Regions from separate parts of the Homo sapiens genome. Here region 2 is linked to region 1. Evidence: read pairs that join two places in POLR2A ChIA-PET (ENCODE). Cell type or tissue: Caco-2. All regions are shown on one strand. Each heading gives the region's core, and the rest is flanking DNA. Links, peaks and the distances in the headings are about the cores only. Region 1 overlaps LOC107984368 (a long non-coding RNA gene). Region 2 has its middle 8.3 kb from the start of FGF4.

Region 1 (15,943 bases), core at 3,550-8,549:
GTGATGTCCTCCCAGCCGCTCACAACACACACTCGGCCCCTCTGGAGCCTTTTCTCTACCCCAGCTTTGAAGATAAACGGTTTCTTGAAGACCGCAGCATCTTTTTAAAGCCAGAAAAATGGGGGTGGGAAGGCTGGAATGCAGAGTGCTCTGAGGTGGGAAGCAGTGGGCTCCACTGATCCCCCTCCTGCCCAGCAGCCCAGGGTGGGTGGCTGTGATGCTTTGGTGTGGATGCCAGCAAAAGGCTGACGGATGGGGGTGAGCCCACGGGTGGAGGACAGAGGTGTGAGAGCAGGCCTGAGTTCGAATCCTACACCCACTTCCTGCCCATGAGACTGAGCGTGTTGTTCAGCCGTCTGTGGCCAACTCCACCTCTGAACCTGGTGTTGGGGGATCCAGTGTGATCTCCCCACAGTCCAGATCATTGGAGCTGTGATCGTTAAATCTAAAGAACCCAGCCTGGAGGTGAGGGGTTGAGCCTCTTGGGTCTTATTGCCTGCTGTGTGAACTTTCCAAGTCTCCTGACCTCTCTGGGCCTCTGATGTCTACTATAAATAAGGAACCGGGTAAGGGGGTGAGGGAGAAAACTCCTGAGAAGGGAGGTGGGAGCAGCTGCAGGAGGCCCCAGCCCAGCTCAAGTGCCCCCTCACCCTTTGCTTTGCAGCAGGGCAGCAGCAGAACCCAGGCTCATGTCCTCAGGGATCCCAGCCCGCAGCTCGGACGCTTGTCTGGCTTTCTACTCTCCCAATCCCAGCCTGTAGGCCCAGGGCCTGGCACATTGCCGCCAGAAGGCGAAGCTGACTGGGCCGGGGGCCTGCAGGCAGCTTGGCCGAGAGAGCAGAGATCCTCTGTCAGAGAGGGAAGGGTGGCCCGGGTCCCCTCACACCCCAGAAGATCCAAAGTCCAAGAGAAGCAGATGTCCCCAGCACCGGAGGCCTGAGCCAACTGGCATCTGCTGGTGCGATGAGGCCCTCTCCCACTACTCTAAATGGGATGAGAGGCCCAGCCTGCAGCCACACGGGCCCACGGGGACCAAAGACTGATCTGCGTGCAGGGGAGCCAAGGGGTGTGGGTGAGGCATCGTGCAGCCAGGGCACCCCAGTCTCTTCTTTTTCAAGTTTTTTTTTTTTTTGACATGGAGTCTCGCTCTGTCGTCCAGGCTGGAGTGCAGTGGCATGATCTCAGCTCACTGCAACCTCAGCCTCCTGGGTTCAAGCGATTCTCCTGCCTCAGCATCCCTAGTAGCTGGGATTACAGGTGCACACCACCATGCCCGGCTAATTTTTGTATTTTTAGTAGAGACGGGGATTCACCATGTTGGCCAGGCTGGTCTCGAACTCCTGACCTCAGGTAATCCGCCCTCCTCATCCTCCCGAAGCGCTAGAATTGCAGGTATGAGCCACCGCACCCGGCCTCTTTCAAGTTTTCTAACCAAGGTCCACCTGTGACCCCTCCCCAACACCTGCTGCTCGCCCCTTACCCGAACAAGAGCAGGTGCCCGTGTCTCAGCCTGGCATTTAGTTGGCATTTGAAAATACTATTTGGTCAAATTTATTTTTACAGTTACATTTGAATTAGAGTAAGTAATGCTGGTCTTTACTGACGATGAAGGTTCAGAGTTGGCTTTCAAATAAATTTGAGTAAAAAATAGCAATGAATCCATGTATTCTTCGCAGATATTTTCTTACTGGCAAGATGTGTGCTGGGACGTTTTTAGCTGCCATGAGCTCTCTGGGGGAGCTCCTGCTGCAGCCCAGTAACTGGGGGTCCAGTGTTGCTCACTCTTGCTGGGACACCGAATCAATGAATGGCCCACACAGATACAGAGCTACAACTGATAACCTGGGCCGGTGGCTCAGCCTCTCTGCCCTTTGAGTTCCAGTCTACGTTGAGTTATTTGAATATTTAATACATGCTTGAGCAGTTCTAAAGATTTTATCATCACAAAAACCCATGAAGTAAGTGTGGTGGGGAAACTGAGGCACAGAGAGGTCACAGGACAGGTCAGGGTGAGGCCGGGGTGGGACTTCTGAAGCTCTGTGCCATGGTCACCTTGTCAAGGACTGTGCGGGTACTCATTCAGGGGGGCAAGGCCGCCTTCAAATCTTCCTTTCTGCACCGTGCACCAGCAGCTGGGACAGAAGTGTCCCCAGACTCTTCAAACCCGTTGTAAACAGTGCTGGTGGCTGCAGCATCCTTTGTAGGTTGGATCTGCTAGAATATCTGTTTGATTTCCCATCTGTAGGGACCGTTGCCTTAATCCCCTTCACGTCCTGAAGCTGCCAGCCCATCAGGAAGCATTTTCATACGCATTCGCTTAGCAGGGTGTGGAGTCATCCCTGTCTTGGTGCAAGGTCAGTTGCCCCATGGCCCGGGTCCCAGGAGCCTTGGTGCTTCAGGAGTTTCTGAGGCTCCGGGAAATGCCTAGACAGAATTACCCAGGGCCGACCAGGAGCTGGCCTGAGCCGCTGAGCTCCCGCCTGCCTTGTCACATGGAGGCCACAGCATTTCTTTACACGGGTCTGGTTACCCTCCGGACGTTCCAGCCTGCCCAGAGAAATGCCGTTTTTCTTTCAGGTGATGCATTCTGAGCATCAAAGCACAGGACAGGCGGGAATGCTGTCCCTCTGTCCCTGGATAATGGGCTGCCTTCACTCCCATGGCAAGCACCTGAGTAAGCCTGGAGAATCCGAAAGGAATTGTGAAGTGACACTTTTAGGAAACCCATTCATGGGGAAATGAGTTATTTTTGTTGTCAGACAATGGGGTCAGTCACTGCCCGCCCCATTCCTCCACGCTAATCACTCTGGTGTCTTATGCTGTGTGTCTGCTCCCCACCAGGACATGCCCCAGGTGATATATGCATGTCATCTTTTTTTATATAAAAATATGTGTATACTTTGTCTCCTGTTTATATATACAATGTCCACTGCTACTTTTTTCCCTTATCTTATCATGACCTCTTCCCCATCCAACACACAGTCTTCGTAATTGTCCTTAAAGCTGGGTGATAAGTAGTTCAGAGAGAGGTGGCAGAGCCTGGTGGTCAGGAACTCAGCTCCCTGCTGTCAATCCTGGCTCTGCCCCTCAGCTGCTGAGAATTGCAGGCAAGTTGCTCTGCCTCTCTGTGCCTTTGTTTTCTCATCTCTGAAATGGGGCTATTAAAAGTCCTTACCCCTGGGTTATAAGGATTAAATGAGTCAATATTTATAAAATGCCTAGAAGGATGTGCTGTGCATTGCATCCTCGTGACCTCAGTTCATGGCTGGGTGTGAAATGGGAACACAAAATATTGCTGAATGAATGAATGAGTGAATGAATGAATGGACGACACATGTTAGTGGAGGAGACGGGACGCGGCGGCTCACGCCTGTAATCCCAGTACTTTGGGAGGCTGAGGCAGGCGTTCTTTGAGAGGCTGCACTTTGGGAGGCTGAGGTTAGGAGTTCGAGACCAGCTTGGCCAAGATGGTGCAACCTATTCTCTACTAAAAATACAAAAATTAGCCAGGTGTGATGGTGCATGCCTGTAATCTCAGCTACTCGGGAGGCTGAGGCAGGAGAATCGCCTGAACCTGGGAGGTAGAGGTTACAGTGAGCTGAGGTCATGCCACTGCACTCCAGCCCGGGCAACAAGACCGAAGCTCCATCTCAAAAAAAAAGTTAGTGGAGGAGTTATGAGACTGTACTTTCGTCTCACAGATGGCCTAAGGCAGTAATTTCCATAGTTGGCAGACCACGGGCTTGCCTGGAGAATCTTGACAGACATTTGGATGCCACTGGAGCCTGGGGTGCTCATCATGAAGAAGGCAGGGTCCCTTGGTGCTCACACCATGCACCTTCTGAGGAGGTGGCCAGGCGGCAGCCTGGGGGAGCCCTACTGCAAGTGGGGTCTCCAGGTGGGCATCAGTGGCCCCAGGTGGGTCTAAGTGGCCTCCAGGTAGGTGTCAGTGGCTCCATGTGAACATCAGTGGTCCCCAAGTGGGCATCAGTGGCCTCCAGGTGGGTGTCAGTGGCCTCTATGTAGGTATCGGTGGCCCTAGGTGGGCGTCAGTGGCCCTGGGTGTGTGTAAGAGCCGCGGGGCTATCTGTCAGACTTCGGTCATACAGTGGACCTCCAGGGGCTTGAACACATTCTCCTGAGGCCACCTTGAGAGGGTGGCACCCTGCACAGCCATCCCAGTGGAAGATTTATAGACACAGATGCTCAACGGCTCTCAACGAACTCTCTTTTGGGAAGGAAAGTAGGTTCTGACATTTTTAGGGCATTTTTGCAAGAGGTTTGTGGTGAGGAAACTCCCCTCCTGGGGCATCTTCCCAGATGGACTGGCACCTCTGGGTACATGGGACTCCAGGGTGGGTCCCTGGGGCTCTGGCTTCTGTGGCTTTCCTGTTCTTTCCCCATTCCAGGGGCCAAAGATGGGGTTACATCCCGGGACAAAGATGGACAGTTCCAGTTCCAAGTCTGGGGTTCTGGCCCTTTTGAGGGCGTTTTGAGGTGGCATCCTCCTCCTCCTCCTCCTGAGCACTAGATGTCCTCTCTCAGGCTGCTCAGCTCCTTCAGAGCCCACTGCTCATCTAGGAGGGCCGGAAAATGACGCAGGGCTCGTGCAGCCCCCAGCTCGTGGTCCCAGGCAGAAAAGGATCCTGGGAAGCTGCAGCTGCTGTACATGGGGGGCTGGGGGAAAGGAAGAGAGGGAAAGGGGGAGACAGAAGGCAGGGAGAGGGAAAGGAAAGGGGGGGAAGATAATATGTTGGAGTGTATATGGGATCTGCCTCCTGCCCTCTCTGGCACTTTCCAAGTGCACACACATAAGAGAACAAGAATATTCAGTGCCACCCTAGTTTGCACTGATATTAAATAGAATCCATGCGGCAACCCCCACAGGAGTCACTGAATTAACTGGAGGACAGTGGAGTCCCACTTTAGCTGTGAAAGGGATGGAGCAGTGGCCTGGGCACTGTCGCACAAAGTGTCCACGACGTTCTGCTCCCGACAGAGCAAATGGCGGAGCAGCCTGTGTGTTAGATGCAGGTGTGTGCTTGCAACGCGTCGGGGAATGGGCTGAAGGAATCCACACTGGAAATTGTTAGGCCCTGCTAGCCTGCTACATAATGGCCTAATGTATAATATTTATTGTCCACCTCCCCACGCTGGAACTGAAGCCCCACGAGGCAGGGACTTTTGTCTGTTTTTTGTTGTTGTTGTTGATGTTTCCAAAGCGCCTAGGGCAGACCCTGGCATATAGTAGGTGCTTAAGAAACAGATAATGAGGCTGGGCGCAGTGACTCATGCCTGTAATCCCAGCACTTTGGGAGGCCGAGGTGGGTGGATCACCTGAGATCAGGAGTTTGAGACCACCCTGGCCAACATGGTAAAACCCTGTCTCTACTAAAAATACAAAAGTTAGCTGGATGTGGTGGCGGGCGCCTGTAATCCCGCTACTCAGGAGGCTGAGGCAGGAGAATTGCTTGAACCCAGGAGGTGGAGGCTGCAGTGAGATCACACCATTGCACTTTAGCCTGGGCGACAAGATTGAGACTCTGTCTCAAAAAAAAAAAAAAAAAAGAAAGAAAGAAGAAAAAAAGAAACAGTTTCTGAATAAATGGATTAACAGGATGTGCACTTTTCATGGTATATTTTCTGAATTGTTTGTATTTTCCACAGTGAACATAGATTACCCTTATATTTAAAAAAATGGCCTTGGGAAATAGAGAATTCATACAACTCTATGAATAAAACCTTCTAAATTGCATGCCTTCAACGGGTGAATTTCATGGTATGTAAATTACATTTCAACAAAGCTACCGTAAAAACAAAGAGACTTGCGTCTTGGCCTGGAGGAAAGCTCCCAGGTTTTGGCCCTAGGGAAGTGCCCCTGCATGCCCAGCACACGCTGGGCAAGGTGGGCACCCCAGACACTGGGCCGGGCACCAGGACTGAGCAGCAAGGACCCCATGTCTTTCTTTGCTGTAGTGCCAAGTTATGAAAACATGGCTCTGTCTCAATACAAGAAAGAGTGTATTGAAAAGCTCATCAGCAGCGGTAGAGGTGCAGCTGAGAAAATGTCAGTTTCACAAAAGCACCTGCCTAGCCAGTGGGCGGGGACCTTGCCGTGGGGCGAAGTCCAGGCCCAGTGGCCTGGGGCTTTCTCTTTGGCTTTTCCTGGGAGCTCCATTCTAGGGGACTCATGCTCTCCAAACTCCTTTGTCAGTCCCACACTCACAGTAGGGGCGGTAGGACGAGGCCTTGGACCCTCAGAAGAATTCTTTTCTAGTCCTGTTCTGGTTTGGCCAAAGCCTGAGGCCCCAGCACCCTGGAGACAGGTAGGTGCAGGCCCTGCAGGTCAGGCAGAGAAAGGGTTAAGGCTGCTGCAGTGGGGCTGGGGGAGCCATGGCTGTCAGTTTGCAGGCAGGTGTGGGACAGGGCCTAGGCAGGCTCTTTCCCTGGGTGACAGGCAGGCAAGATCAAAAGCTGTTGGGACAAAAGGGGCTGAGGTGAATTGTCCTGGCCAAAGGCAGGGCACTCTGGGACAGTGTGCAGCCCAGTCAGGCCTCAGACATGCACCCCAGAAGAACCCCCACCCTGACAGCAAGCACCATGTGGGGGTCAAAGGTCGGGGTGTTTGGCTTGGATTACGGTGCCTGCCTTTCACCCAGAGCAAGAAAGCCAGAGAGCAGGATAAGAACCTTCCGGATTGGAACTGCCAGGAAAGGCTCCTCTGTGAGCCACGGCTAATGAAAATGTCATTGTGGCTCAGAGACATTCTTTACATTTGTGTGCATGTCCCCAAGAGAGACACACGGCACCTCTAAATAACCCGGTAAGGAGATTCGCCAAGGAACAGCCAAGCCAGCGTTTTCCGCCAGCCTAATGACGGCCCCAATGAGTTCAGCCTTTGTTGTATAATCTGTTGCTAAAAGGATTTAAAATTCAAGAAAGAAAAATGTTAGGGCCAATTAGCTACGTTGTGCAGGCCTCGATGTCTATGTGGGCCCCAAGCTCCTCTCTTGAAGTCAAGTGGGGGCTTTGCTTAAGCCCGTCTGCCCATCAGACCCCAAGCTGGACCCAATTGATCTTTCAGAGTCAGATTTTGTTGTGTAACATGGCGTGGGAGAGAAGGTCTAGGAGCTCAGGGCAGGGGCCCCGAGAAATCCTTCCCAGTTCACTACTTACGCTACCGACACACAGGGAAAAGGAAGGCTTTTATTTCTCCCAAGATGTCAGTTTAAAATACATCTCCAGGCCGGGCGCGGTGGCTTAGGTCTGTAATCCCAACACTCTGAGGCCAAGACAGGAGGATTGCTTGAGCCCAGAAGTTCAAGATCAACCTGTGCAACATAGCAAGACCCCGTCTCTTAAAAACAATTTTAATTTAATTTAAAAAATAAATAAAATAAATCTCCAGGGTGGCCCCACATTGTTCTGGCATTTCTGCTCAGAGGTCTGTGCTGATGACGGCAAAACATGATGATGACGGCCATGGTGTCAAATTCCACTGGACATGAATCCAGCTGCACGGTCCCCACACTATGAGCCCTTGCCTGGGCTTCAGCCTTCACATCCGTTCCTGGGTAGAGCTGACGCCAGAGGAGAGAGAGATCACATACTGAGGACAGTCCTGGTCTCTTGTAGTCCTGTCTGGGCCTTGCAGTGAACACCCTGCACACCAACTGGCTTATTCGTCACCAAAGGAATCCCTATTTGCAGTAAAAATCAAGTCAATAGCAAAATTAGTACCAAAGGCTCAAAGAGAAAAGTTCTCCCTCTCACCTCTTTGTATCCTTACTTCCCAGAGGTGGTCATTCCTACCACTGCTTGCCTATCTTGCAGAAGGGCCCTGTGTATAAATCACATGTGTGGGCTGGGCACAGTGGCTTACACCTGTAATCCCAGAACTTTGGGAGGCTGAGGCGGGTGGATCACCTGGGGTAAGGAGTTCGAGACCAGCCTGACCAACATGGAGAAACCCATCCTCTACTAAAAATACAAAAATTATCTAGGCGTGGTGGTGCATGCCTGTAATCCCAGCTACTCGGGAGACTGAGGCAGAAGAACTGCTCTAATCTGGGAGGCGGAGGTTGCAGTGAGCAGAGATCATGCCACTGCACTCCAGCCTGGGCAACAGAGCTATACTCTGTCTAAAAAAAAAAAAATCACATGTGTGAATACCAACAACAGCAGCAAGCACTGATCTGGTGTGTCCTGCTCGCCGGACACTGTCCCAGCTCTTCACCCATATGGATTCATGTTGGCCTTCTGAGAGCACTGTGGCACGTTCCCATTTTACAGATGAGGACATCGAGGCCCAGAGAGGTTACTATGCCCAAGTCCTCACAGGTCATACATGGCAGAATCTGGATTCTAACCCAGCAACTCACACATGGGAGGGCACTCTGGTTGCTACCGTGTTGTTTCCCTTCCTGGCCACCCTGATCACGACTCCGGCTGTCTGCTGTCTCGAAAGCTTCACAGCGCACCCTTGTATGGCCACCAGTCTCTGACGGGAGGGTTCTTTCTGGTCTGAAATCCTGCTGAATGATGCTGCTTGTGCATATTTCTTTATAGACTCTGTAAGATAAAGTGTCAGAGTGTCAGGTGTGGCATTCCTCAAGCAAAAGGCATTGTGATGGACACTGTCATAGTCACGGCCCAGTGCCCCCTGTGATGATGGCCCTGGTTTGCACGTCCCCTCACCCCCATCTCTGCAGAGACAGGCTCAAGGCCCATTCTCGGTCTTTTTAGTTGCCCTGATGGTTTTATCTATTGGTTGAACTCGTTCAAGTTTGAGAAGTGCCTGGAATTAGCTCTGTGCTTCCGAGGAGTTCTTTCATGGGCGATTTTCTAGTCTATCATTTTTCTGGAGTTCACCAAATCAAATTTTGCAGAAAGCCTCCGGCATCCCTACTGAAAGGTCTCCAAGTGGGTCATGCCACCCTGCCAGGGGGTGAGAGGGGATGAGGCTGCTTGTCCCCGGCCACCCTCTCCCTCTTTGTCGGGATCTATGTAAGGACCTTTCTCTCTCCATGTTTTCACTCAAATGACGGACATTTTCAGGTCAGGGATGCCACAGAGGTTTCATGCAATTGTTCCTGAAGCATCTCAGGGACTCTGGGCCAAGCCCTGGGGAGGGGCCAGGAGGAAAGCAGACTCCGTCCACCTGCTCCAGAGCTCACAGCCGAGGGCTGGGGGTGGCCTCACAGACGCCTCTTGATGAGGAAGGTGACTGTGCAGTGCAGGAGGCTGAGGGAGCCGGGAGGAGGACCCTGGCCCAGCCAGGGCAAGGGGGTTTAAGGACCCCTCCAACCCCGAGGAGAGACTCTCTTAGCTGCATCTGGAAGGACAGGAGGAATCTAAACAAGCCAAAGGTTTGGAGGAGGAGAGGGAGCAGTAGCTGCAGGCAGTGGTAACAGTCCGTGCAGAGACCCCAGAGTGGGGAGGAGCCGGTGCTCACTGGGAATGTCCGGGTCACAGCAGCTGCTCAAGGCCAAGGGTGGGCCAGGAGGAGCTGAAGAGATGGACAGGGCCCAGACCATGCCCAAATCCAAGCAAAGAGCATGGGCTTCACCCCAGAGATGAGGGGCTGCAGCCCTGCCTCAGAAAACAGAAGGACGCAGCACACTCACGGTGACTCACCCCCATGTGGCTGGAGGCGAGGGAGCCTCCTGAGGCAGGGCCAGGGCAGCCGTCAGGTGGGTGACGGCAGGGGTCTTGCCATGGTGGGCACAGGGGCTGCATACAGCTTACTCAGTGACAATCGAGTCCCTGGTGCCAGCCTCTGGAAGTCTGGAAGTGAGCAATGTTTCCCATTAAGGAAAGTGTGTGGCCGGCCATGCCCCCCAACGTTGCACACTCACTGCCTTTGCAGGGTTGGGGCTTCCAGTCACAGGGTCCCATCCACGTACCAGCCCAGGTGGCTGCAGAAGGTCCCTCGCAGTCATGAAACCAAGGGAGGCTTGGGAAACCACATCTGAAGGGCATGGCTTTGATTTAGTGAGAGGGTGGGGCTGGGCTGGGCAAGGCCACCAGGTCTGAGTCAGAGCCAGAGGCAGGAAGCTGGTCCCCAGGCACTGCCCGCCGCCTCTGCGATGCAGTCCTCCTGGCCACCTGAGAACAGCCTGTAGAGAGGCAGTGGCGTCTTTCGGACTTCCTCGAGAGTCCCTGCAGCTTGGGCATTGATGGCCAGTCACCGGGGCTGCAGGACCCTGAGCTCACACAGGCCCGGCCGGGCCAGGCCAGGACTTGGCCCCAGAAAATCCCTCCCTGGAAATTTCTTGGGAGTTATCTCAGCTCTTCGGCCCCTTCCTCAGCTCAGGGAAACAGGTCAGAGCACGCTCAGTCCTGATGCTAGAAGTGGGGTGCACGCTCAGTCCTGGTGTTGGGACTGGGGTGCGCTACTCTGGGACTTGAGAAAAAGTCCTGCTTGTCCTTTAAACTTAGAATAGGGGTTGGGCACAGTGGCTCATGCTGGTTGTCCTAGTGCTTTGGGAGGCTGAGATGGGAGGATCGCTTGAGCTCAGGAGTTTGAGACCAGTCTGGGAAACATAGTGAGACCCCATCTCTACAAAAAATACAAAAATCAGCTGGATATGGTGGCACATGCCTGTAGTCTCAGCTACTTGGGAGGCTGAGGCAGGAGGATCACTTGAGCCTGGGAGGTGGAGGTTGTAGTGAGCCAAACTCTAGCCACTGCACTCCACCCTGGATGACAGAGTGAGACCCGGCCTCAAAAAAAATCCAGTAACTTGGAATTGATATCAGAGGCTGACAGCTGTAGGAGCGCTTATGCAGGGTAAGGAATAGAGCAGAAAATGGAATCTGGGTGGTCCTGGACCCATGTGCCACCACCCCCAAGATAGACCATGCATACCAGGGCCCATCAGTCCATCGATGCTGGCTCCTGTGATTGTATTTGTAGCACTCCTCAGCCTCCCCCAGTTGTAGGCGGCTGAATGAAGGCCCCAGCAGCGCAGCCCCTTTTTCCTAGCAGACACAGGAGCCTCAAAGCAGCACCGTGATGGTTTAAGGAGAACACAGAACATGCAGGTGTGGAGGAGGAACATCCTAGACTGGGAGTGGGTAGCCCGGCACTCCTCCCTCTATCCCCACCTCACCATCCCTGCCTCCTGCCCACTGTCCAAGTGTCCTGGCCACATCTCGCACAGGTCAGCACAGGGGAGAGGTAAACAAAGCCTGCCTGCCCTCTAGAGCAAGCTGCCCTGCCTGAGCTGCTGCTGACGAGAAACAGGCCTAGGTATCAGGGCAGCATGGAAGGAGCAAAGGCCAGGGAGGCCAGAGGAAGAGACTCGCTCTGCCTGGGGTGTGGGCCCCTCCAGGGGCCGGGGCCAGGTCTGCAGGAATGGCAGGAGCTTCTAGATGGAAAGGGTGAAAGGGCCCCCAGGTGGAGGGACTGGCCTGGGCAAAGGGTGGAGAGGGGTAGGGGGGTGCAAGGCAGGGACACAGGGTGATTGCTTGAGTGTGGGTTTGCCACCACAGCTCCCCATCAAAGCTGCCACAGCTCCCCATCAAGCCTGGCCTCGCCCAGCTGCAGTTGACTTCATGGTGGGAGGAGGTGGGGATGTGAATTTCTTCCCTTCCCTCCACCCCACCTCATCCACAGGACTGGGGGTGTACCTCATCATTTGCACTTGTTTTGGGCGGAACTGTGTCCCCCAAGATTTGTATGTTGGAACCCTACTCACTAGGACCTCAGAATGTGGCTGCAATTGGAGCTAGGGTCTTTCAAAGGCGATTAAAGTAAAGCGAGGTCTGTGGAATGGCCCCAGTCCAATCTGACTGGGGTCCTTATAAGAAGAGGTAATGAGGACACAGGCACACACAGAGGGACGAACCTGTGAGGACACAGGGAGAAGATGGCATCTACAAGCCCTGTTGGCTGCTCTGCCTGGAGCCCGATGCCAGGCACTGACAGGCACAGGCTGCCCTCGGTGTTGTGGGGAAGAAAAAGAGCAGCTGGAGGTGTCTGTCCCTGGGCCAGGGGGCCCTCTGCTCCCTCCTCTCCTCTACCCAGAGAGAATCCTCCTTTATGTCTCAGCTTGGGGCTCCAAAATAGCCAAGTAGCCAGGAAATAAGGCGAACATCCATCCATGGATGAAAAATAAACAGCATGTGGTCTGTGCACACGACGGAATGCCACTAGGGCAGAAAAGGGGAGGACACACTGGCACACGCCACACCGTGGATGAGCCTCAAAGTGCTGCGCAGGCCCCACTGCGGGGAGATGTGCCTTCCATCCCACCCCTGCCTGCGGGGGCTCCTAACTTTGCCAGAAGCAAAGTGCCAGCTTTGCCCCAGAGGGACTTAGAGGGGCAATGGTTTCCCTCTCCCCACTGCTCGGGTCCTGGGTCCCGTAGCCAGAAGGGGCATTCCAGTCTTCTCGCCTCATCTCCTGGCTGTGTGACCCCGGGCAAGTCACTTCACCTCTCTGAGCCTCCCTTTCTCATCTGTAATGTGGGGCTGATCAGGGCTGCTCCCAGAATTTCAGGGACCCATGGTCTCCCAGTGACACAGGCAGGCTGGGTCTCTCTCCCACTGCTCTTGGGGACAAGGATGGGGTAAGAGGATGGGGGGGCAGGCAACATAATTAGAGTGAGTTTGGGGCTGGGAGTCAGCATCACATCTGACAGTCCCTGGCCAGCCACCTGCGGCCACACCATAGGACCCTGTTCTCTGCCCTCTCTCCACCCCAGCTCTCTCTCCAGGGGAAGAGGCTAGGGGCAGACTCAGGTACCAGATAGGGCTGGGGGTGCTCTGGGGGACAGGGTCCCAGTGCAGAGGTTCGGGGGATGCTGGTAGGAGCACTTCTGCTGGGCCTGGGGTGTCCAGCCTGGGCTCTGGAAGAGACCAATTAGTCAAATGACTACAGTTGACCATTTGGAAGCAATTAACAGGGTCGCTATTAGCGCATGGTGCACCCCCCGCCTGGCTCCGAATGGGAGGGAGAGGGGCGAGGTTGCCATTATGTGGGTGCCTCTGCCCCACCCCACACACAAGACTTTGTGGCCCAGCCCCCTGCCCCTGCCGGGCAGATGTGGAGGAATCAGGTTCCCCTCCCTTGGCTGGGCCTGAGGGTCCCAGAGTCCCAGGGTGGGGGTCTGGGGGGCTTCCTGGGCTGGAAAGATCAACAGGTTTAGATGAGGAGGAAGAACTCAATAGGTGGGTGAGCAAGGGCCTGGAGGCGCAGCCCAGAAGATGTGGGAAGTGAACTAGAGGTCCACGCGGGTGGGTGAGCATCCCCAGGGTTCCCCCAACACTACGGCATTTGTCAGAGGGGCTGGGGCAGCTGGAGAAGGCAGCTTTGGGCTCCAGACCACTTCCCGTGACTGCAGGGTGGACCGCAGATGGAAGGACCGGGCTGAAGGCTGTCGCCAGCGACCGGAGGAGAGAGGAAAACTTGGCCCAGAGAGCTTGGCTGCCTCGGAAAAGTCATGCTTACCAGAACAGCAGACAGTGAGCCAGGGCCACCAGGAGGGACCTCAGGCAGGGCACCGGCTGTCCTGGTATAACTGCAAATTGCGCCCTCTTTCACTCTCAAAGGCAGCAGGGTTTGCGTCATAAACTGTGGTCCCCTGCGGCTGGAGCATGCCCTGCGCTGATGGGAGGCCAGAGGCTTTGCAGAGGTAATGCCACTCAGTTTCCGGCCCTACCTTTGGGGCATCACACACATGAGAAACCAGTATCTCAGGAGCGACACTACACAGCCAAGGCCTCGTGGCAGGAAGTGGCCGAACCATTCATTCATTTTAGGAGTATGCACTGAGTGGCTGGTGTGTCAGGTTCTCCCTAGGAGCTGGAAACCTCTTGCCCATCCCCTGAGCTTCCCTCCTATAGAGGGGTCACCTTTGGACTCCTGCTTCAGGGCAGCAGCCCCTGCCCTCATCTTGGGTTCTCGGGCACACGGCAACCTGGCAGTGGGCAGGGCTGGAGACCAGAGCCCGGGAGTTTCCCTGGGAACTGCTGGGGGCCCCAGGTGTAGAGCAGGAGGGGCATGGACACCCAGATTGCCTTGGTCAGATTTTTCTGGCTCCTCCCAGTCCTCCAGAGGGGGTCCTGCCAAGGAGGCAGCCGGAGCCTTGACAGGAAAGGGCATCGGAAGTCCCCTGGCCCCAGCAGGCTGCTCTTGCTCTCTCTCTCTTAAAACATTATTGTGTCCTCTCTCCTCTCTCTGTCAGACTGTGCCCCCTGACTGCACCCCTCTCTGAATTTCTTGTGCACCCCCCACCCCCGCCACTACATCTCCTCTCTTCTTGGCCAGGTGTCAGGAGGTAGCAGAGCTAAGGCATTTAGAGCAGCGACCTCCTTCCTGTGCCTCTTCCATGCCTCTTAGGGAGCCCAGGTGACCACACATCCCAGCCCAGGCCTGCACAGGGCTGCACTGGACAAGCTCTCCTCTTGCTGCTGTCCTTTGGGGCTTTCCTGTCACCAGCCTCTGACCCCTGTAACACAGTCTCCATCAAGAGTCTGAGGCTCCAGTAGTTCAGTGGCTGGCCTCTGGCCTGTTCAAGGACTCTCACAAGCTGGCCCTGGGGCAGCGGCTAGGAGACCCTGACTAAGACTGAGGTGCTCGGGGATGGCTTGGGGGCGCCCTCCTTCAGGATGGCCACCTGGACCCTGTGCACGCTGGAGTGGGCTCACAGAGGACACACTGCCCTGTGTGTATTGGGCCATGGGAGCTGGACACGTCCCAGGGGTGTGTGCTCACTGCCACAGCTCATGGTGCCCTGCACACTTGCCTGACCCCAAACCCTGATGCAGATGGCAGGCTGGGGAATGTCAGCCCACCCAACTCACCCCAGAGCCCCTGGTCAACTTGGAGCCAAAGCTGTGGCCTAGACCCCTGGACTCCACAGCGTGCCCTCCTCTGGGGCAGGGTTGAGAGAAGCAAATCCCCTGTGCTGGCCCCTGCTTCCTGCTGGCCCCAGGACCCTGGGGGACAGAGGACCAGGAAGCAAGAGAAATGGGTGGGGACATGGCTTTTCCCGATACTTTTTGAAGCCCCTCTTCACTGGGCCCCCTGAGATACACCTTGACCCCCACACAGTCCAGGGGACCACCTGGGCATCTGCACTGATTCAGATCCTCCAGGCCAGGACTCCCCCACACCCATTCCCAGCTTCTACCGGGTTCCTCTTGTCATCACCCACCCGCTGTGGCTACCAGACTCCCTGTGCTTTTCTCTGGGTGTTCTCCGCGGCTCTGTCTTCTTTCCATCTCCCCTGCCTCCTCTTTTTGGCGATCTCTGTCATTCACATTTTCCATGTCTTTCCCGTCCTTTCCTCCTCCGTTTCTGTCTGTCTCTATCTGCATCTCTTTCTCTCTAGGGCTCTCTGTCGGCGCCCACTTCTCTGGCTCTCGCGTCCCTCCTCCCGCCTCCCCAGGCCCCTCTCTGGACCGTCACTGGGACGGGATCCTCCGAGGCCTGCCAGACGAGAGCTAACCCCACCACTCCGGGTGCCCAGTTGGTGTGCGCAAAAGGAGATAGCATCTCCAGACCCGGCCTGCCCCGCGCCTTGCAAGGCTGAGGACAGCGCCACTGCTCCTGCAGGAAGCGCCGGGCGCAGACACAAACCCGGAGCTCCCCACGCGTGCCCGCGCCCCGGAGCCTCCCTGCCGCCGCCCTCCGCGGTCCCCTTCATTATGCGCCGCCTTTAATGGGCGTTTGTCAGCTCGACTTCCCCGCAAGTTGTTTTCACGGACATCAGTCATCGGCGGCGGCCCCATTGTGCAGGGGGATTGATGGGGAGCGGGAGGGGGTGACAGGGCCTGGGGCGGCCTCCTCAAGGCCTCGGTCTATAATTTTCGGAGGCATAATTGGTCTGGGGGAGGGGGCGGGGGAGGGGCGGGTAGGGGACCTTTCAGAGCCAGGAGGGCTTTCGGGGGCGTGGGGCGCGCTGCGGAGCGGAGCCGCGGCTCGACGGCGGTG
Region 2 (15,943 bases), core at 10,687-15,686, 51 kb after region 1:
CGTGATTCTCTATTTCTTGGCACCAGTGACTAGTTTCAAGGAGAATTTTTGCTAGCGACTCATGCCTCTGCCTCGCCTGGGAGGTGTTTGCAGCAACCAGAAATCTCTGCTTTTGACACAAAGCTGACTGGGCCCCAACCCAAGGCCAGCCGAGCCAGGCTTTTTAAAGCCCTGCTAGCTCGCAGCCTCTTGGATTCAGCTCCCAAGGCTGCTGCCTGGGCTTCCCTAAGCAAGGCTGCTCGTGTCTCCTCTAGGCCTTTGCCCATGCTGTGCTTCCTGCCTGGAAGCACTGTCACCGCTCAAGCCCGGCTGTAGGTCCACCAGATGCCACTTCTTGGAGGACACCTCCCTGGCCCTTAGACTAGGTCAGTGGCTACTGGTCTCCTTCAGACCCTACCTGTAGAGCCCTCTCTTCCTCTTTCTTAATCCTCACCCTACAGGTAATTCCTAGCTCTGTGTCTGCTTCTCCCCTGGGATGTCAGCTTCCCCACGGTGGACATGGTGGCATTTCTGCTTTGTCCACACTGCCTGGAGCCAAACTTGCATCCACAGAAGTACAGCCAACATTTGTTGAATGACTCGCCAGGATTCAAAGTGGGCAAGGTACTCCCTAGACTCTAGACCTGATGCCATCACAAGGCCAGTAAGAGAGGGAGGCGACGCAGTCTCGAGCTCACAGACCCAGAGTGGCTTTGCAGGTTGGCGTGTTCCCACTCCAGGCTGGCTCCTAGGCCTCACACACCCACTAGGCTTCCGCTCCCATCGCTCTGGAGGGTTCATGGCTGCCACTTATTGTCGTCCTGATGCTGGGACCCACCCGAGGCATTGAGGAGCACTTGTCCAGAGACTGGCTTCCCAAGGTGGGAATGTGGAGGGGGGCAGCCCAGAGCGAGGCGTAAGACAGTAAAACCACCTAAGCACTTCATCTTCCAGGCAGTAAGGACACACACCTGAGTCACTTGGCAATATGCTATCTTTGGACCATGGTGCCATCTCTTTAGTAGAATTTGAAGTGGCATCACTTTATCCATGGGAGTCCTTTCTGCTCGCTTTTTTTTTGTTTTTAGACGGATTCTTACTCTATTGCCCACGCTGGAATGCCGCAGTGTGATCTCGGCTCACAGCAACCTCCACCTCTAGGGTTCAAGTGATTCTCGTGCCCTCAGCCTCCCAAATAACTGGGACCACAGGCGCATGCCACCATGCTCAGCTAATTCTTGTATTTTTAGTAGAGACAGGGTTTCACTATGTTGGTCAGGCTGGTCTCGAACTCCTGACGTCAAGTAATCTGCCCACCTTGGCCTCCCAAAGCGTGGGGATGACAGGCGTGAGCCACCACACCCGGCTCTGCTTGCTTTTTTTCAAAAAAGTTTCCTCCAGCTGAGTGCGGCAGCTCACGCCTGTCATCCTAGCACTTTGGGAGGCTGAGACTGGCGGATCACCTGAGGTCAGGAGTTCGAGACCAGACTGGCTAACATGGTGAAACCCCTTTTCTACTAAAAATACAAAAAATTAGCCGGGTGTGATGGCAGATGCCTGTAATCCCAGCTACTAGGGAGGCTGAGGCAGGAGAATCGCTTGAATCCGGGAGGTGGAGGTTGCAGTGAGCCGAGATTGTGCCATTGCAGTCCAGCTTGGGCAACAAGATCAACACTCCATCTCAAAAAAAAAAAAAAAGTTTCCTCAGTTATTATGTGTATATTCTATTAAAGGACCCCCCCCGCCCACCCCAATTTAGGTGAGCAAAGCCAGCAGCCATCTGGTCCTGGAAATCAAGGGGAGGTGAACTCATTTATCCGGGAGCTGCAGCCTCCCAGAGAATTCGGCTGCAGTGAGGGGCTCCTGGGTTCCCACATTTCCAAGTAGACTTCATGGAGTGACCCACCGTGGGGCCGGGGGACTGGCCACTGCTCCTCATTGACTTAGGCACTCCCACCACCTCCTGCGACTAGCCCTGTGATTTCATGAAAAACGTAAGCACGTCTGTGAAACTGAGAAGCCACAGGCACCTCGGAGGGCCAGCCAGGTTTTATTTTGGTGTCCGCCCCGTGTTTGCCCGTCGGAATTTCAGCTGAGCCCTCCTCGAAGCTGCAGATGCCAGGGGCCGTATTTAACTTGAATGGGCTGCTAGGAAGAAGTGCGGGCCTGGCCTGACCTGGTTCTCAGGGAACGACCCCTGGGCCTGCAGCAGCTATTTTAAAGGAGGCTGCCATTTGGTCTTCGCCAAAATAGTTGAAAGAAGACCCCAGAATAGCAGGCTGGGTCTGCCCCGGCTTAGAAGCCGCATCTCAGGCTTAGAGGCAGGCGCGTGGGATGTCAGGGAGCAGGCGGCAGAGGCAGAAAAAAGCCTCTTGTCACTGAGGCCGGAGGCCCAGGAATGGCCCTTGGCTGCCTGCGAGGACCCTGCATCCCTGGCCTCAAAGAGGCGGGAAGCCCCGCAGGCTGATGGAGAGAGGCAGGACTGGCTTGGGAGAGCAGACCAGAATAGATGCCTGCTCTTTTAGGCGTGAGTTCACCTAACATCAGCCGCCACCTCACTGCCCTAAGATGTGAGTGAGTGCTAAGATTTCCCACAAATGAGAAGACTGAGGGTCAGAATCTGCCCAAGGTCTCACCCAGAGTGAGGGAGAGCCAGGCGGTCCTTACAGGCCTTGGAGGCTGCAATGAACCCGTGAACTCCCCCCATGCAACGGCAGCAATCATGATGACCATGGCAGGTGGGGAAATAATAATTTACTAACACGAGTGACTCCCCCTGCTGTTCCCTGAGCCCTGGAGCGGGGATAGGAGAGGGGGTGAGGGAGCCCTTACTCCACCAGGCAGGGCTCAGCTTGGCCTCCCCACAATAGATGAGTGCACAGTGCAGAGAGTACTTTTTATCCAGCGTGGTCCCTAAGGGCAAGCTGCCTGCTTCATCCCATCCAGAAAAATAGCCAACCCTGGAGGGCAAAATGCCTCTGGGACCTGCTGGGAATTGGCTTCTGGAAGGAATTTTCCAGGACACTGACTCAGTGAGGTCTTCCTTTGCCCACGCTGACTTTAAGACACCACTTGGTACCTGTCACGTATGCTTGGGGAAGTCACCTCCTCTCTGGGCCTCAGTTTCTTTACTGGTGAACTGAGATGGATCATCCCCGCCCACCTCTTGGGGTTCGTGAGTGAATGGGAAACGGGGCTCCCACTGGCAGGCTGATGGGGGGCATGTGTCCAAGGACTGGGCCGTCTTCCCTGCACCCTCGCCCTCTACCCAGCATTGCTGGATCCTGCTGCTATCCGCCCCATCCTGTGGGCCCCTCAGGGTCAAATGCAGTCCTTTACGCCACCAGCCTCGGAGACAGAACATCAGCCTTTTCATGCACAGCTGATCACTGGGTGAATCGAGGCCCTAGTGCTGCAGGTGTCCAGGCACAGGTGAGTTCCCCGAGCCCTCCTGGTGCGCTCCGAGAGCATGAGCTGGCCATGCAGGCTGCTCTCGGGCTCAGGGTGCGTGGTGGTGAGAGTGGAACAGGTCAGGTGGCCCCAGTCCTGCTTGCCTGGAACTGTGCAGGGGTGCACCCCTCGTCCCAGGGTAATAGTGAGGGGCACTTCCTTTCTTTCTGAAAAGGCCCAGTTTGGACTGTCCTGTGATCACCTTGTGATAGGCGACTGGACTTGAGAAGTCAGGCAAAGCTTCCCAGAAAGGTCAAGGTTGAGCTGAGGTCTGATGGGCACATAGGGGAAGGAATAGTTCTCCAAAGAGTCTCTGCTCCATCCCAAGGCCACACCCGCAGCTGGAGCCCCCACTTCCTCCTGCCTGGTGAATGGGAGGAACAGAGCACCCAGCCACGGTTCCCTTTCCCCACCTTCCCTTTCACAGGCTCTTTCTCCCACTTTACAAAAGAAAGGAGTGCTCCTTAGGTGCTAGAGCCTCAGGGCACCAAACAAAGCTGCAATGTGGACCAGGAGCCGACACTCCTTCCAGCTCTCTCAGGCCTGGAAGCAGCCCAGGGAGGGTGCAGGGTGGCGGCAGAAGTGGCCACCCATTTGGCCTGCCCTGGAGAGCTCCTAACAGATGCCTTGGGAGTGGAGGGCCAGGGACCTGCCTATTTCTTTCAGTGACCTGTGCCTCCCAAACCCATGCCCTTGACAAAGATGCATTAGAGCAGAGATGTCCAATCTTTTTTTTTAACTTTATTTATTTATTTACTTGTTTGTTTATTTTTGAGATGAAGTTTTGCTCTTTTTGCCCTGGCCGGAGTGCAATGGCGTGATCTCAGCTCACTGCAACCTCCGCCTCCCGGGTTCAAGCGATTCTCCTGCCTCAGCCTGCCGAGTACTTGGGATTACAGGCATGTGCCATCACCCCCGGCTAATTTTGTATTTTCAATAAAGACTGGGTTTCTCCATGTTGGTCAGGCTGTCCTTGAACTCCAGACCTCAGGTGTTCCGCCTGCCTGGGCCTCCCAAAGTGCTGGGATTACAGGTGTGAGCCTATTTATTTATTTTTCGAGACAGAGTTTCGTTCTTGTCGCCCAGGCTGGAGTGCAATGGCACGATCTCAGCTCACTGAAACCTCTGCTTCCTGGGTTCAAGCGATTCTCCCTGCCTCAGCCTCCTGAGTAACTGGGATTACAGGCACTTGCCACCACACCCAGCTAAGTTTTGTATTTTTAGTAAAGACAGGGTTTCACCATGTTGCCCAGGCTAGTTTCGAACTCCTGACCTCAGGTGATCCGCCCACCTCCCAAAGTGCTGGGATTACAGACGTGAGCCACCAATCCCGGCTGGGTGTCCAATCTTTTGGATTCCCTGGGCCACACTGGAAGAAGAATTGGCTTGGGCCACACATCAAATGCACTAACAACAATGATAACTGATAAACTAAAAAAAAAAAAAAATTGCAAAAAGATAATCTCAAAATGTTTTAAGAAAGTTTATGAATTTGTGTTGGGCCACATTCAAAGCCGTCCTGGGCTACTTGTGGTCTCAAGGCCACAGTTTGGAGAGAGAGGCCCAGGAAAGGAGGCAAAAATCCTGGTGAGCCTAGAAGTCGCCAGGTGCCCAGCTCCAGGCAGGGATCTGGCCTTTTCTCTTCATGTCTGCATCTCCTCCTACTTCATAGAGTCAGAAATCAGAAGCAGGGGGTATACTCTGGAGACGCAGATTAACTCACTTGTTTGAATTGGAAAATACAATCCGAGGTCTTCCAATGGTAAGTGGCACATGGCTGTCACTGAGAAAACTGGCTTTACTGATTCTGTGGCTATACGGGGAAAGCTGTCTAAGTGTTGCCTAGGTTGTGTCTGCAGCTGCAAGGTTCGGAAAGAAATAGATATAAACCCGCAATGCATTGGAAGCTTTGTATCACTATAGTACTGGCGAAGCCATGTTGAAATTAGCAACAGTTTCATTCCCAGTCTTCCCCATTTTCATTATATCAGGTTTAATAAGTCTCCTCCAAGTAAAAAAGTAACTGGTATAATTAATTGTTCTTGGCAAAAAAGACCTTTGGGCTGGGCATGGTGGCTCACGCCTGTAATCCCAGCATTTTGGGAGTCCGAGGCTGGTGGATCACAAGGTCAGGATTTCGAGACTGGCCTGGCCAAGATGGTGAAACCCTATCTCTATAAAACTACAAAAATTAGCTGTGCAGGGTTGCAGGTGCCTGTAATCCCAGCTACTTGGGAGGCTGAGGCAGGAGAATCCCTTGAACCTGGGCGGCAGAGGTTGCAGTGAGCTGAGATTGCACCACTGCACTCCAGCCTGGGTGACAGAGTGAGACTCTGTCTCAAAGCAAACAAACAAGCAAACAAACAAATAAAACCTTTGGATAAAATTTCCCGAAGTTGAGAAAGTGCAGCTCCAATGACTGGTGAGTCTTTGCTATCAAGGAATTAAGAGAGGAGCTGCCGACCAGCCTGGGCAACACAGTGAGATCCCAACTCTACCAAAAACAAAAAAAATTTAGCTGGGCATAGTGGCACATGCCTATAGTCCCAGCTTCTTGGGAGGCTGAGGTGGGAGGATTGCTTGAGCCAGGGAAGTTGAGGCTGAAGTGAGGGGAGATTGTGCCACCGTACTCCAGCCTGGGTTCGGAGGGAGACCCTGTCTCAAAGAATTAAAAAAAAAAAAAAAGAGCTGTTGATGGTGTCAGCAGATCAAGCAGGAGACACCATTTTTTATATAAACCAGGTGATTGAGTGTATACCTTGGCGAGTGTTCAAATCCTTGAGTGACATCACCATAACGAAACTTCAATTCTGTGTCTTCCACCTGAGGACAAGGCTTCTTGGCTTTGCCATCAACAGAAATAGAAAATGGGAATGAAATTGAGGCCAAACGCCATATTATTCTAGCAATAAGTAGTGGTCATATGAAATTTTTTTTTAAAGCCCTGTCCTAGGTCACATTAAAAGATTCATTTCGGCCAGGTGCGGTGGCTCACGCCTGTAATCCCAGCACTTTGGGAGGCCGAGGCAGGCGGATCACGAGGTCAGGAGATCAAGACATCCTGGCTAACATGGTGAAACCCCGTCTCTACTAAAAATACGAAAAATTAGCCAGGTGTGGTGGCGGGTGCTTGTAGTCCCAGCTCCTCGGGAGGCTGAGGCAGGAGAATGGCGTGAACCTGGGAGGCAGAGCTTGCAGTGAGCCGAGATCGCACCACTGCACTCCATCCTGGGCGACAGTGAGACTCCATCTCAGGAAAAAAAAAAAAGATTCATTTCTACCAGAATTTTATTTGTGCTCTTTACTTATCAATTATGTGATATTACATTCATGGCATTTTGATTAACTATGTATTAGTAAAAGTTGTTTAAAGTAAAATCCAGAACAAAACCATTTAATGCTAACAGTCATAAGAAATTCATTTGTTTGTTTGTTTGTTTTGAGATTAAGTCTCGCTCTGTCACCCAAGCTGGAGTGCAGTGGTGCGATCTCGGCTCACTGCAACCTCCGCCTCCTGGGTTCAAGCGATTCTCCTGCCTCAGCCTCTGAGTAGCTGGGATTACAGGGGCACACCACCATGACTGGCTAATTTTTATATTTTTAGTAGAGACAGGGTTTCACCATGTTGGCCAGGCTGGTCTTGAACTCCTGACCTCAGGCAATCTGCCTGCCTTGGCCTCCCAAAGTGCTGGGATTACAGGCATGAGCCACTGCGCCCAGCCTAGGAAATTAGTTTTTTAAATATTTCATTTATTGCAGTGAATAATGATAGAGTGAACAGCCAGGTGCTGTGGCTCACGCCTGTAGTCCCAGCACTTTGGGAGGCCGAGGCGGGTGGATCACTTGAGGTCAGAAGTTCGAGATCAGCCTGGCCAACATGGTGAAACCCCATCTCTACTAAAAATACAAAAATTAGCCCCGCGTGTTGGTGCAAGTCTGTAATCCCAGTTACTCGGGAGGCTGAGGCAGGAGAATCACTTGAACCTGGAAGCCAGAGGTTGCAGTGAGCCGAGATCGTGCCACTGCACTCCAGCCTAGGCCACAGAGCAAAACTCCATCTCAAAAAGAAAAAAGAAAAAAAAAAGAATAATAATAAAATGATCAATGAAAGACTTTCGAGGTTAAAATACAAAGATAATGGGTGAGGGTTTATAATATTTGTCTGCTGGAGTAAAGCTTATTCATGTATTTTTTCTAAAATAAAAGATGGCAGCTGTCAAACTGGTATTGTTATAGACTCCACTGGACACATTTTTAAAAGTAACAGAAGAGGCTGGGCGTGGTGGCTTACGCCAGTAATCCCAACATTTTGGGAGGCCAAGGCGGGTGGATCACTTGAGGCCAGGAGTTCGAGACAAGCCTGACCAACATGGCGAAACCCTCTCTCTACTAAAAGTACAAAAATTAGCCAGACGTGGTGGTGCACACCTGTGATCCCAGCCACTCAGGAGGCTGAGGCAGGAGAATTGCTTGAATCTGAAAGGCGGAGGTTGCAGTGAGCCAAGATCACAGCCCTGCACTCCAGCCTGGGGGGGCACAGTAAAACTGTGTCTCCCCCAAAAGTCAATTAATAAATTAATTAGAAGTAACAGAAGGCCCAGCGCAGTGACTCATGCCTGTAATCCCAGCACTTTGGGAAGACGAGGTGGAGGATCGCTTGTATCCAGGAGTTCCACGCTAGCCTGGGCAACACAGTGAGACACCATCTCTACAAAAAACAAAAAGAAATTAGCCAGGCATGGTGGCGTGCACCTGCAGCCCCAGCTGCTTGGGAGACTGAGGTGGGAGGAACCCTTGAGCCCAGGAGTTTGAGGCTTCAGTGAGCGATGATTGCCTCACTGCACTCCAGCCTGTAACAGAGTGGGACCCTGTCTCAAAAGAAAAAAAAAAAAAAAACCAAGAACAAGAACAACAAAAAAGAGTAAGAGTATTTTAAATCATTCATAGTTAAAATGTACCAGAGATTATCCTTATCCCTCTGAGCCCTTGTCCCTGCTGAAGTCCTCTCATCTGATCTCCTATCTTCTTGGACAAAGAAACACACATATGTCCCAAGAATCAAGTAATGCTTTTCAGACCAAGGTCAATCTAAATCCAAATTTGAGTGAAGGGGTGGGTGCATCCTGCCTTCAGTGATCCAGATTTACAAACCCACATGTTATAACACCAAGTTCAGAACTACCCGAGAGCAAAGGAGACGTGACTTCTGTGTGAACAAGGGACTCCTCCCTGATAGGGGAGGGTGGGCCCCAAAGCTTCATTCTAGTTTTTGTCCTATGATCACTTGAGCATCCCTCTCAATCCCAATGGCAAGACTCCAGAATGTTCCCATCCAGGTGCCACCATAGACACCTTTCTTAGGGTCCCCCCTAGATCTAGTCCTCAGGCAACACCTCTTCCAGGGGGTGGGATGGAACCTGGCTTTGCTGTCCTGGAGGGAGACAGGGGGAAAGAGAAGGAACCCGCCTGAGGCATGGATGTCTCACACAGCCAGGGCCGGGTGGTCAGGCCTTCCCCAGGCCTCGAGTCCATCCAGGGAGAGGGAGGGGGGAGGGAGGGTACAGTTGCCAAGACTGACTTTGAATAGAACTTTTCTTCCACCTCCTCCCTACCAGGATGCTTCCCTTGAGGGGCCTGTGGTCTGAAATCTGGAGAATGGGGAGCCTCTCTGCTTCCCCACTGGTATTTCCCATCTTCTCTCATGGAGACAGGTGGAATCCCATGCCCAGTGGTGGTGTCAGGGAGGAAAGTGGGCTTCTCTTCCATGTTGCTGGGAGACCCTGAGGAGGAGGGAAGGGAAGAAGCAAGTGGGGAGGAGGCACAACCCCACCACCCTGAGGGTCAGCCCACCAGGCCTGTGGGGTGCTCCTTCTGCTGGGGAAGGTTGTGACCTCAAGGATTCCCTGGCATGCCCCATGGGGTGAGCTGAGCCCATGGCACCCTGGCTTTCAGCACCCCTCAAAGGGAGCTGAAACCCTTCCTGGGTCCACAAAGTCCTGCCCATCCCTCTGACCTCATGCACCCACCCAGCTTCCACACACTGGCTTCCTGAAGCTCCCACTCTTCCACCTTGGCTGGCTCCTACTCACCCTTTCTTTAGGTCTCGGCTGAAATGACCCTGTCCCTAGATCCCATGACTCTCCTGAGCAGGCACTCCATAAAGGCTCACTCAGCTGACGGGGTGCCAGACCCCTGAGCGGGAAAGGTGGGTCCTTAGGTAACATGGAGGAGCCCTTTCCTTCTTGGCCTTCCACTGGCTTCTGTGCAAGGAATGGGTCACTTTAGCAGCCCTTAGGTGAGTCCCTTCTGGCTCTGACCATTTTTTATTTGAAATATTAAAGAGACTGCCGGGAGTTGGAGGCTTGGTGGTCTGTTTTGTGATCCTCCAAATGAACAAATCAACTGGGGTTATGATATCAATTCATGGAGCTTAAGCCCCACTCTGATGCTGACAGAAGAGTTCACCTGCACAGTTTGAGCCCCTGACATCCCTCTGAGGCAGACAAGGTCCAGACCACCAGCTCCATTTTGCTGCAGGGGAAACTGAGGCAGACAGCAGCATGGTCAGGGGCCTGACTTTGGCGTACACAGCAGGAGTTTGAGTTTTGGCTTAGCTCTTTGCTAGTTCCATGACCTTGAGTGAGCTGCTCAGAGGCTTTGAGTCTGGGTTAATTCTTCTGTAAAATGGTGATGACCAGCAGGGCCACACCCTGCAGGGCTGGGTGAGAAGAAAAGACGATCAGCCTTGCAAAGCAGCCCCACCCTGCACCAAACCCGCTCCTGCCAGCACCTAATGAACGTGGCAGCGATGACTTTTATCTGGAGAGGTACTGGCGATCCTGCCAGCTCACAGCCCGTGGATAAGACACCGGGCACTTTACATGTCTAATTCTTCTAATTCCCTAGCAAGCAATGAAGGCAGACATCGGGTCCTGAGAGGCTCAGCAAATCACCCACATTCCCTCAGTGGTGAGAGACGCCAGGACCTGGCTCCCTAGCCCTGCACTCAAGCTGGGTAGTCACACCACTCAGCCAGCGATGGCTGTGGGCACACATCACCGTGTGCCTGCCCGTTCTAAGGGCTGAACGCACATTCTCTCATGTAACTATTCCAGAAGCCCTCTGAGGTGAGAACGCTGATTTTCCACATTTTACAGATGAGGAAACTGAGGCATGGCTTGTCTTCCATCTTCCCAGGGTTGAGTATCTGATATGTGCAAAAGATCTGCACGCGTGTGCACAGGGAGGCAGGTGGTTTTATTGATTCGCAGTCATTGAAACCGCCCCCAAAGCCTGTCGCCCAGACCTGGCTGGGCCACCTTCAGAGTAGAAGAGAAACAGGGCAGAATAACGGGAGAGGGGAAACTCTCCTGGACGCAGAACTGGGTAAGACATCGCTATAAGCCAAGGAGTGACCTGCTGTCTCTTTAATGCCCCAGGATCAAGGTAACTTGAAAACAACAACAACAACAACAAAAAACAAACAAACAAACAACAACAAAAAAAAAAACATGGAAAACAGTATGGCAGTTTCTCAAAAACTTAAACATAGAATTATCACCTCATCCAGCAATTCCATTTCTGGGCATATTCCCACAAGAAATGAAAGCAGGAACTCAAACAGATATTTGCACACCGAGGTTCACAGCAGCATCGTCCACAGTAGCCAAAAGGTGGGAGCAGCTCAGGGACCGCTGACAGATAAGTAAATAAATAAAACGTGGCCCATCCATACCTGGAATATTATTCAGCCTCTAAAAAAGAAAAAAAGAAAGCAAACTCCCACACATGCTACATCGTGGATGAATCTTGATGATGTTATGCTAAGTGAAATCAGCCAGATACAAAAAGGACAAACATTGTGTGATTCCACTCATGAGGTCCCTAAGTAGTCAAATTCGTAGACACAGAAAGCGAAGATGGTGGGTGCCGGGGCTGGGGGAGCCGAATGGGGAGCAAGTGTTTAATGGGCAGGGAGTTTCAGTTTGGGAAGATGAAAACCATCTGGAGATGGATGGTGGTGATGGTTGCACTAGAATGTGAGTGTCCTTAATGCCACTTACCCGTGCACTTAACAATGGCTAAAATGAGAGAGGCTGTGAGTGTGTGGGGACAGAGGGTGTAAGGGAACTCTCTGTACCTTCCTCTCCATTTTGCTGTGAACTTAAAACTGCTCTGAAAAAAGTCTTTTAAAAAATAGTTAACATCAGGCCAGACACGGTGGCTCATGCCTGTAATCCTAGCACTTTGGGAGGCCGAGGTGGGTGGATCACGAGGTCAGGAGACCGAGACCATCCTGGCTAACACGGTAAAACCCCATCTCTACTAAAAATACAAAAAAAAAAAAAAAATTAGCCGGGCGTGGTGGCGGGCGCTTGTAGTCCCAGCTACTCAGGAGGCTGAGGCAGGAGAATGGCGTGAACCTGGGAGGCGGAGCTTGCAGTGAGCCACGATCGCGCCACTGCACTCCAGCCTGGGTGACAGAGCAAGACTCCACCTCAAAAAAAAAATAGGTTAACATCAATTTTATGTTATGTATCATGTATATTTTACCACCTTTTTTTTTCTTTTTTGAGACGGAGACTCGCTCTGTAGCGCCCAGGCTGGAGTGCACTGGCGCGATCTCAGCTCACTGCAACCTCCACCTCCCAGGTTCAAGCGATTCTCCTGCCTCAGCCTCCTGAGTAGCTGGGATTACAGGCATGCACCACTACGCCCAGCTAATTTTGTATTTTTAGTAGAAATGGGGTTTCACAATGTTGGCCAGGCTGGTCTCGAACTCCTGACCTCAAGTGATCTGCCTGCCTCGGCCTCCCAAAGTGCTGGGATTACAGGGGTGAGCCACCGCACCCAATTAACACCATTTTTTAAAAAGCTAAAAAAAAAAATTGGCTCAATCTCCCCTTATTCTGAAGGTCCTAAAGAAAAACATGCCACTTGCTTTGGGGTGCTTCGGCTCAGTGTAGACCAGTCTATCCCACCGGCCTTATCATCCTCCTGGACTTTTGCAGAAAGACATCATTGTGAGGGTGTCTTGCTGAAGCCAAGAAAGGGAAGTTGAATTGAGAAAGCAGTTGAGCTATTTACAAAGTTTACACAGCCTGGGCCCTTGCCCCGGGCTGAGCTCAGTCATTTTGCCCTGAGGACTATAAGTGGACTATTATGCAGCACTTTCTTTTTTATTATTATTACTATTAAGCCAAGTAAGTTCTTAACAGCTAACACCTGAGCTGGTGGCTCTGAGAAGCCTCTTCACTCCTTCACGGGAGACGGGACCATTCACATGAAGATCCTACATTGTTGTTTTTTTTTTTTTGGAGGTCGAAAAAGGTCACTGTTAGGAGGCTTTCTGGGCCTTTGCTCCTCTCCCTCAATTTATTACCCCTCCAGTGGCTGATGACGTACAGGGAGACTTCCACCCGATAATGACATGGCTTTGTTTATTTCACAAATTCCCAGCATTTACTGTTAATCAGACCCAGTTTGAACCACCCCCAAGGGGCTTGCAGTCTAAACAGCTCACTTTGCTCAGCCTCTTCCTGAGGTCAGGCACTGTCTTGCTAAGGCCGACATCAGCTCATGCCCATTTTACAGATGGGGAAACTGAGAATGCTAAGAAGTGAAATAGCGTAAGGTTATACAACTAACAGGGAGACAGCCTAAACTTGAACCCAACCGGAAGCCCAACATGGCCCCAAGCCTTCCTCGAACCCCAGGACTTGGCAAAGCGGGCGTCCTGGGGTAAAGCATGGCAGAAGGGCTTTGGGTCCAAGCTAAGTGAGGGTCCTGTTTCTAGATCACCTGGCCAGGTGCAGTGGCTCATGCCTGTAATCCCAGCACTTTGGGAGGCTGAGGCGGGAGGATTGCTTGAGGTCAAAAGTTTGAGTCCAGCCCGGGCAATACAGCGAGACCTCGTCTCTACTAAAAAAGAAAACAAAAAATTAGCTGAGTGTGTAGTCCCAGCTACTCAGGAGACTGAGGCTGGAGGATTGCTTAAGCCTGGAAGTTTGAGGCTGTAGAGCTATGATAGAGCCACTGCACTTTAGCCTGGGCAATGGAGCAAGATACTATCTCAAAAAAAAAAAAAAAATTATATATAGGTCCCCTTGTCTCTCTGCTGAGAAGTAACCAGATCTGGAAAAGATTTAGTCACCTTGGTCCAACTATTTCTTTCACATAAAGAAAAAAAAAGGCAATGCAGACCTTCCCATAGGGGCAGCTCTGCCTGAGGCCTTTGCAGGTACCTCTGTTTGTCTGCCCCGGGGCACAGTGGCAGATTGGGCAGGGCAGCTTGCAGTGAGGATTGCTGATGGATGAGCTCCTAGTGTACCTAGCCAGCCATTTACTCACAAACAGCTATTGAGCACCTACTATGTGCCCAGCACTGGAGGTACAACTGGCAACAACACAAATCCGGGCTTGCTCCATGGAGATGACAATCTAAATGCGGTGGAGGGTCAGCTAACAAGTGCAGAAGGTTCTCTTAAGAGCTCAAAGAAGCTCCAACCAGAAGGACTGGGCAGGGGATCCAGAAGGCATCCCCGAGTGGCTACTCCAATGGAGTGGCTTCTCCATTCAGGCAAACCTGAATGGGATAAGTCATTGGCAGGAAGATCTGGGGCCGGGGGTCATCCAGTGGGAAGGGGAGAGATGACGCGGTCAGCATGGCGGGAACACAGGAGCAGAAAGGAAGCAGGTGGGAAGCCAGGTCAAGGGCCAGGGGCACGGAAAGGGGTCAGATGCAGATAAGTGAGTGCTTCCTGGTGCATCCTTCATCCGCAATTCTTCCTTACCTGTGCTTTTGTTGCCTCCATTGCACAGCTGAGGAGGCCAGGGCCTGCGGAGGTTGAGAGTGTGCTCAGGGAGCACCCGGAGCAAAGTGGAAGCCAGATTCCAGATCAGTTCTGCTGGGAATTCCCAGCTCCCAAAAGCCCTGCTGGCTGTCAGTCCCCAGTCACCACAAGCACCTATCCTGTGTGGGTGGGCCTGCAGTTCTGGGAGATATATCAGCTGCCTGCAGCGTCCTTTGCTGAACTCACAGCAAATAGGAGAGACAGGGAGGGGTCCTTGGGAAGCCCTAAATTGAGCTTGCTGTGGGAGTCCTGGGAAGAAAGGAGCCTCATCCTATCAAAAGCCGGGGGAAGACATCAGAGTCCCTCTGCTCAGGTCAGCTGGCACAGGTGGGTCTCCAGGCCTGGGTCTCACTTCCCCAGAGGGTGTGTTCGGTTGGCCCCAGGCTGAGGGAGGAAAGCCCACCTCCCATGTCATTTTGCAAATGGGGAGTCAGGGACCTAGAGATGGAAAGACAACACAGCAAGTGAGGGATGGGTTCTAGGTCCCCTGCACCCTGCACCCTGCACCCTGGCCAACGATGTCTATTTGGCACCAGATCTGCAGGCTCATCTGGGGGACCCCAGGACCCAGAGGCAGCCGGGTTGCATCTCGAAGCTGTGAGCTGCAGCCCAGGAAGGTCCAGGTCTGGGTGGCGCTGCCCAAGCAGGCTGCAGGCCCAAGGAGGAACAAAGATCCTCTCAAGGGGTGCGGAGCTGAGGTTCCGGTCCTGCCAAAGCCACTTGATGACCCCCAAGTGCCCCCCTTTCTGCACCTCAGAGAAGAGCCCTCAAGCCTCCCAGGTCCCCTCCAGGGGCACGAATAAGCCCCAGCAGGGTTCTGAAGGGGTCCCAGGAATCTCCCTGTGGGGATGCGGTGGAGGTGGAGGAGGCTGCGGTGGCCTGGGGACATCTCTGGTCACAGGTGCTGGTGGTATGAGAGATGGGGTAGGCACCAAGCCCCCTGCAGCTGTGGCTAGGCGGGCCTGCAGGAAGGGCCAGGCAGGCTCCTCAGGGACCACAAAGAACAGGGGTTTTCACACCTAGGTGGGCCTGCATCTAGCTAGGACAGTCCCCATCAGGCCATAATGGGCACAGTGGGAGGTAGAACCATGAGTGAGAGAGGGGAGGCTTCCAGAGGCCTGGCCTGGGTCCCTGCTAGATTGAGGGCTCTGGCTATGGTACATGGATATTTCTGCTGTGGAATCAAAGGAGCAGGGGATGCTGAATATCCCCTCTGGCCCTATGCCCTGCTACCTGTCCTTTCACGGAAGGGTGTGTGTGTAGGGGGTGCAGGACCAGGCCTCCCTGGGTGCATCTCTGCCACCTTGCCCTTTGGCTCAGGTGGACCTCCACCAGGTATTCAGAACTCCAGCCCAGAAACGCGCCAAGCCTGTGGGGCCAAGACCTAGGGGGTGGGGGTGGCCTCCCTCCCGCCTGTAGCCAAAGGGTCCTCCCTTGCCCAGCCAGGCCCCGGTGTCGCTTACTGCTCTTATCCACCCCTCCTTCCCAGGCCGGTCCTCAAGGCCCCAGCAAAGGAACCAAGTTCCCGTGAGCCTCCGAAAGGCGAAGGGCAGGCAGCAGCCGCTGGCTTCTGCGCCCACTAGGAGCTTCGGATGCCCGAGTTAGGGCTGCGCCAAGGCGGCCGGAGCAGAGAGGGAGACGGGGACGGGGACAGGCAGGGA

What was found. Peaks named below come from ENCODE experiments on the same cell type or tissue, not always from the same donor. Only the 100,000 strongest peaks of a DNase experiment are listed, where the experiment ranks them.
Region 2: POLR2A ChIA-PET joins it to region 1 with 8 read pairs; 3 of 35 experiments call an interaction of 5 or more read pairs at or near these places.

Annotation. Positions count from the first base shown.
Region 1 is chr11:69,819,351-69,835,293 of GRCh38, reverse strand. LOC107984368 (a long non-coding RNA gene) reads right to left here. Exons shown (of 3, transcript XR_001748071.2): 2 at 8,382-8,571; 3 at 7,187-7,700. It overlaps FGF3 (fibroblast growth factor 3), which reads left to right and starts at 15,878. Exons shown (of 3, transcript NM_005247.4): 1 at 15,878-15,943. RefSeq lists enhancers at 1-569, 2,380-2,971, 8,979-9,659, 9,660-10,340 and promoters at 9,715-10,156, 15,869-15,943, 15,426-15,943. In Caco-2, for the core only: no CTCF peak of the experiment used is centred there; a DNase peak (open chromatin) is centred at 6,483.
Region 2 is chr11:69,775,644-69,791,586 of GRCh38, reverse strand. No RefSeq gene overlaps it. Among named protein-coding and RNA genes, the nearest start is that of FGF4, 8.3 kb to the right of the region's middle. RefSeq lists enhancers at 1-516, 517-1,221, 1,653-2,197, 2,198-2,743, 14,574-15,497 and 2 more and a promoter at 15,245-15,943. In Caco-2, for the core only: no CTCF peak of the experiment used is centred there; no DNase peak of the experiment used is centred there.